2 separate regions of the Homo sapiens genome follow, and region 2 is linked to region 1. Evidence: chromatin contacts called from ENCODE Hi-C or POLR2A ChIA-PET data. All regions are on one chromosome and are shown on one strand. The core of a region is the stretch at or near the end of the contact, and the rest is flanking DNA. Distances in the headings are between cores, read along the strand shown.

The links. Hi-C counts contacts between places; a loop is a spot of excess contacts on that map. ChIA-PET counts read pairs that join two places held with the same protein, here RNA polymerase II (POLR2A). Pooled maps may share reads with other maps.
Region 2: a pooled map shows a loop between it and region 1 (6-fold over the local background). The contact joins the promoter of MZB1 here to the enhancer-like site in region 1. A Hi-C loop is called at or near these places in 3 of 168 maps with a recorded cell type or tissue (GM12878, mammary epithelial cell and natural killer cell), 5 of 37 single-sample maps with no recorded cell type and 13 of 50 pooled maps. POLR2A ChIA-PET finds 5 or more read pairs at or near these places in 8 of 52 experiments (CD4-positive, alpha-beta T cell, CD4-positive, alpha-beta memory T cell, GM10248 and 5 more).

Annotation. Positions count from the first base shown.
Region 1 is chr5:139,458,262-139,460,961 of GRCh38, forward strand. The region is part of intron 1 of ECSCR (endothelial cell surface expressed chemotaxis and apoptosis regulator); the gene reads right to left. Among named protein-coding and RNA genes, the nearest start is that of ECSCR, 3.1 kb to the right of the region's middle. RefSeq lists an enhancer at 2,664-2,700. Within about 2 kb of position 1,255, at least 15 of the 41 ENCODE cell types and tissues checked have a DNase peak (open chromatin) inside an H3K27ac peak, as active enhancers do; they include CD4-positive, alpha-beta T cell, GM12878 and natural killer cell, where a contact is called at or near this core.
Region 2 is chr5:139,388,483-139,391,182 of GRCh38, forward strand. MZB1 (marginal zone B and B1 cell specific protein) reads right to left here and starts at 1,431. Exons shown (of 4, transcript NM_016459.4): 1 at 1,198-1,431; 2 at 1-103. The coding sequence starts at 1,374. PROB1 (proline rich basic protein 1) reads right to left here. Exons shown (of 1, transcript NM_001161546.2): 1 at 2,110-2,700. RefSeq lists enhancers at 1-115, 116-663, 664-1,211, 1,188-1,597 and a silencer at 2,568-2,617.

The DNA.
Region 1 (2,700 bases), core at 5-2,504:
TTCTGGCCCAGCCTGGGCAACATAGCAAGACCCTGTCTCTAAAAAAAAATTTTGTTTTGTTTTGTTTTTTTTTTTTTTTTAAATTCTCCAGGCACAGTAGTGCACACCTGGAGTCCTAGCTACTCAGGAGGCTGAGGTGGCAGGATTGCTTGAGACCAGAAGGTTGAGGCTGGCTGCAGTGAGCTATGATTGCACCACTACACTCCAGCCTGGGCAACAGGTGGAGACCCTATCTCAACAAAAAAAAAAAAAAAAAAAAAAAAAAAAAAAAAGAAAGAAAAAGAAAAAAGAAAAGAAAACACTGGCCAGGTGCGGTGGTTCACACCTGTAATCCCAGCACTTAGGGAGGCTGAGGTGGGTAGATCACTTGAGGTCAGGAGTTCAAGACTAGCCCGGCCAACATGGTGAAACCCTGCCTCTATTAAAAATACAAAAATTAGCAGGCCTGATGGCACACGCCTGTAATCCCAGCTGCTTGGGAGGCTGAGGCATGAGAATCGCTTGAACCCGGGAGGTAGAGGTTGCAGTGAGCTGAGATCATGCCATTGCACTCCAGCCTGGGAGACAAAGTGAGACTCTGTCTCAAAAAAAAAAAAAAAGAAAAGAAAACAGAAAAAAACGTTTTGGCTTTCTAAGCCTACCATGCTGGAAGGCAGACACACTAGGCAGAGGACTAAAGGATGTGGGCTGTGGCTCACGGTGCTGGCTTCCTCTGAGACTGTGACTCAATAGCAACATCACCACCACCTCATGGCTCAGAGTCCCGAAGTCCTTCCCTGTCTCTTCAATCTGACATGGGCATTTTACCAACCTGATGCAGAGTCAGGAGAAGGTTATTTTAAACTAGTGACATTTCTAAGGACAGAAGATCAATGACCTGCCACACCTAGACAAGGAAGGGCCCAGGACTCCAGGTCTCTAGGCTAATGTTTACCTTAAGCTACTGTCACCCTGGTCCTGCCCCCAGGGAAGGGGCTGAGAGACGGGAAGGTGAGTGAGATGGGGATGGGGATTAGGGCTTGTATCTTGCCTAGAGGTAGGGGCCTGTGCAGAAAGTAAGTTCTGAGGTATATATAGGAGGCAGGGAAGCTCTAGCATGAGCAACCCATTCACTCTCACAGGCAGAGGATACATAGGAAATGGTTGTTATTGACCAAACCCAGAGAGGGGTCAGTCACCAAGAGTCCCCAATCAGAAGCCCTCACTGGCTTTTTTGTATGTACACGTGTGTCTGCGGGGCTCTATGCAAATGTATGTGCATGCTCGTGTGCCCTTGTGTGTGTCCCGCTGTGTATGTGGAACCTGAAAGGTCAGGTTGTATTTGCTCATTTTCCACAATGAAATCATTCTTGAAACCTGTGAACAATGTGAAAGGAAAACAACGTGGGGAAGTGGAGCCGCCCAGCTGGGTTCCCGTCCCTCTGCTTGAGCAGGGACTACAGCCCCTGGCCTGGCTCTGCTGCTCCCTTGGTCTCTCAGCATCAGGGGAGCATTCAGCCCAGGCCTGGGTGGACAGAGGCGGCTGGGTGCCAGGGGCCCACCCCAGCCTGTGGCAACCTGCTGCTCTGCTTATTTTCCTTAAGCCACTGCCTTCCTCCATGGGGCTATCATCTGGATAGTGTAGAATTAATTGCTTCCAAGTGTAAAATTACCAAACCCTGGGCCATGTTTTTCTAGATCACCATTTCTGAGAGCCCCATTCCCTTGTTGGCGAGAGGGGGATGGTCAAGAGGGGAGTCAAAATTTATAGGAAGCCCAGGCTAGAGAAAACCCTTTCTAGCTGGGGAGGACCCTTGGAGAATCCTTTTAACCCAAGGCATGTCCTGAAAACATGTATCAGTTACTAATCCAGCATATGTAATGTATTTTTTGTTTTTTTTTTTTCGTTTTGAGACAGAGTTTCGCTCTTGGTCACCCAGGCTGGAGTGCAGTGGCGCGATCTCAGCTCACTGCAACCTCCGCCTCCCGGGCTCAAGCTATTCTCCTGTCTCAGCCTCCTGAGTAGCTGGGATTACAGGCGCCTGCCACCATGCCCGGCTAATTTTTGTATGTTTAGTAGAGATGGGGTTTCACCATGTTGGCCAGGCTGGTCTCAAACTCCTGACCTCAGGTGATCCATTCGCCTCAGCATCCTAAATGCTGGGATCACAGGCGTGAGCCACCGAGCCTGGCCTAATGTACTATCTAAATGCTGTAAGGTTATAACTTAGTTTTTGGTGGGAAGGTACAGGGAAGGCACAGGGAACTGCCTTCCTGCATTTATCTAGAAAGAAAATTATTCAGTGGCTTGGGAGGAGTTCCAAAGTCACAAGCTTCAAGACCCTGCTCTTTCTTTGCCTCTTGCCCCTCCCACTACCCAAACTTTTTGTCACCAACAAAGATTTCTCTGTGGGTAAGGGAGGGACTTAGGGAGCATCTGTGTCTACAGCCGAGGGTGTCTCTGACCACTGGGCCTGCAGATTCCCAAAGAACTCTAGCCACAGGAATTTTTGATTTCCCAGGTCTCCCCTCTCTAATTCTGTCTGCTTTATCCCCTTCTAGTCTATCTCCACACACACCCCTCCCCATTTTTTCCTCAAAAGCATAGTTTAGAAGTTAAAATCGTGGATTTTAATCGAGCCTGGCAAGCCTGAGTTCAAGTCCTGGCTTTGTCGCTGTCTGACCTAGGCCTCAGTTTTCTTTACTTTGAAGTACAAGTGA
Region 2 (2,700 bases), core at 181-2,680, 70 kb before region 1:
TCCGGTCCAGGACATCCGTGTAGACCAACTCGCTCAGCTCCCGCCGCCCCCCAGAGTTTGAGGTATGAAGTTTGGTCTCTGCCTTTGCCAGATTTTGCCACATCTGGAACAAGGAGGGACTGGGAGGCAGGGCCTCAGGACTGCTGCTCAGTTAGGGGGAGGTGGGGAGGATAGGAGCAGAGTCTCTGGGGAAAATAAAGTGGCAAGAGAGCCGTTTGAGCAGGAAGCACCTGTGAGGCTGTTGCATGGCCCCTCCCCCAGCCCCCAAAGCTCTCTGGGATGGGGATGGGGGATGGGAAAGAAATGCTGAAGTGGTAGGTGAGGCCTGGGCACTGGGGTCCCTCGTCCAGGGCACACCTGCCCAGTGGCAAGTGTCATTTTATTTTTATTTATTTATTTATTTAGAGAGAGTCTCACGCCGTTCGTCGCCCAGGCTGGAGTGCAGTGGTACGATCTCAGCTCACTGCAGCCTCCACCTCCCAGGTTCAAGTGATTCTTCTCCCTCAGCCTCCCAGGTAGCTGGGACTACAGGTATGTGCCACCACACCCGGCTAAAATTTTGTATTTTCAGTAGTGACGGGGTTTCACCATGTTGGCCAGGCTGGTCTCGAACTCCTGAGTTCAGGCGATCGGCCCCGCTCAGCCTCCCAAAGTGCTGGGATTACAGGCGTGAGCCACCGCGCCCGGCCGGCACGTGCCATTTTAAACCACAAGAGCAAGGTAAGAAAAACTGGAGCCCAATATTCAATCACACAAGTACTCCCAGGCCCCCACCTCACAGAGACACTGGCACGCAGGCATGCTCAGCAGGTGTGTGTGTGAAGCCAGACACACGCATACTCACGTGCAGGCGCTCACACGTGTGCACTTGCACCATGTACACATAGCCAAAGCCGCCCCGTCAGGGTTGGGGAGGGAGTCCGGACTCAAGGATGGGCCTGGAAAGGGAGAAGTCTAAGGACAAGTGAGTGATTCCCTGGGGTCTCAAAATACTGAGGAGGTCTCCCAGATTGTCTGCTGTTAGGCAGGCAGATGGGTAAACTGAGGCATGGAATATATGAAAGGCTGCATCTGTGGCTTGATGCCCAGTGGTAGGGATTGGGGATCAAAGGCCGGTGGTGGAATGTGAGGTGGGTGGAGGGGTCTGGCTTGAGAAGGGGTGTGAGCAGGGCAGGGTGACAGTGGTGAAGGACTCACCTGGTAAGCCACAGCTCTGCAGGCATCACAGCGCAGGTGAGCGGGCATGTGGGCTGAGTACATCTCCTCATCATCCAGTTGTGGGGCTGTGGCTGTGAGTGGCGCCCTGTCCCCGAGGCCCCCTGGGATGGCCCAGGCTCCCAGCAGCAGCAGCAGCAGTGGCAGTGACAGCCTCATGGCCCCAGGAGCCAGTTCAGCAAGTGTAGTCTGTGGTTGAGGTGCAGATGTGTGTGTGCTTGTGTGGTGTGGGGACCGCCACAGAACACCTGGCCTAGACCAATGGGGAACTGACACCTCACCCCTCCCATCCTCCTCCCACTCCCTCCTCCAGGGCCCCGAAGATGCCACGTGGGCATTGTCCTCTAGCTGGACCCTGGCTCCAGCCATCTCAGCTCCATTTCACAGATAGGGAGCACTGAGGCAAGGAGAGGGGCTGGGCCTAGGCAGGAACACATAGGGGCCGATACTGCCCACATCCTGTGATCTGGCCAAGTGGCAGGCACTGTGCTGAGTGCCTTGTGGGAAGAGTTGGTTGGCTGCCGTCATCTTTTTTTGTTTCATTGACCTTTCTGAGAAATGAGACTGTCATGTTTATTCTGCCTCTTCCGACACAAAGGCTCAGAGAGAGGTGACAAATCCAAGGCCACATAGCTAGAGGGGCCATGCTGAGAAACCCAAGCCTGATTGACCCCAAGGCTCCCTGGCCACTCAACCACCAGAAGGAATGAGGTGTGGCTGCCAGCCTCCTGGGAGGCAAGTTCAGGGAGACAGGGATGCTACAGTGTTTCCAAGACACACATGGTCTCCTTCCCTAGCCCTGAGGTCCCCTCCACCCAGGCCATACCCAGGCGTGGAAGGGCACTGTGGAGGGTGTTGAGAGGCTGTGGCAGGAAATCAGGCACCTCACACCAGTTATTTCAGCCATGATGGCTCCATGGTCAGTGATTTATTACACACCAGGATGAGGTAAAGACACCTGGGGTGGCCCCAGGGCCCTCCATGCCATCGGAGCTGGCATCTCCAGCTAGAAAATGGCCAGTTGTTCTGATTCGTAGCTCTCCTAGTCAGCTTCCAGTCCAGGGCAGAGGGCAGGGACTGCTAGGGACCTGGGCCCCCTGACAGGCCTGGAACAACGAAGGCATCCATCCCCATCCCTGCCACTGCTTCTCATGGAAACTGTCCTTCCCAAACTCATCACATCACACACCAGGCTGGCAAGGGCCAGCCATTTCCGGTTCAGAACTATATACAGACCCCCACGCACACCACCTCCCACCTCATGCAGACCCCCCTCATCTCCCTCAGAGGCTCCTGGAATCTCAGGGCAACTGAAGTGCAGGCTCTGGGCCCTGTCCCTTGCTGTGACTGGTCTGTAGGGCCAGCCCCTCTCTGGCCATTGTTGCCACATCTGTTACTGGGGAGTGGAACCTGCCAAGAGCTTCAGATCCCTCTGGATACTCCACCAGGGGTATCGCTTCTACTGCTGGCCCTAACCCACCTTCT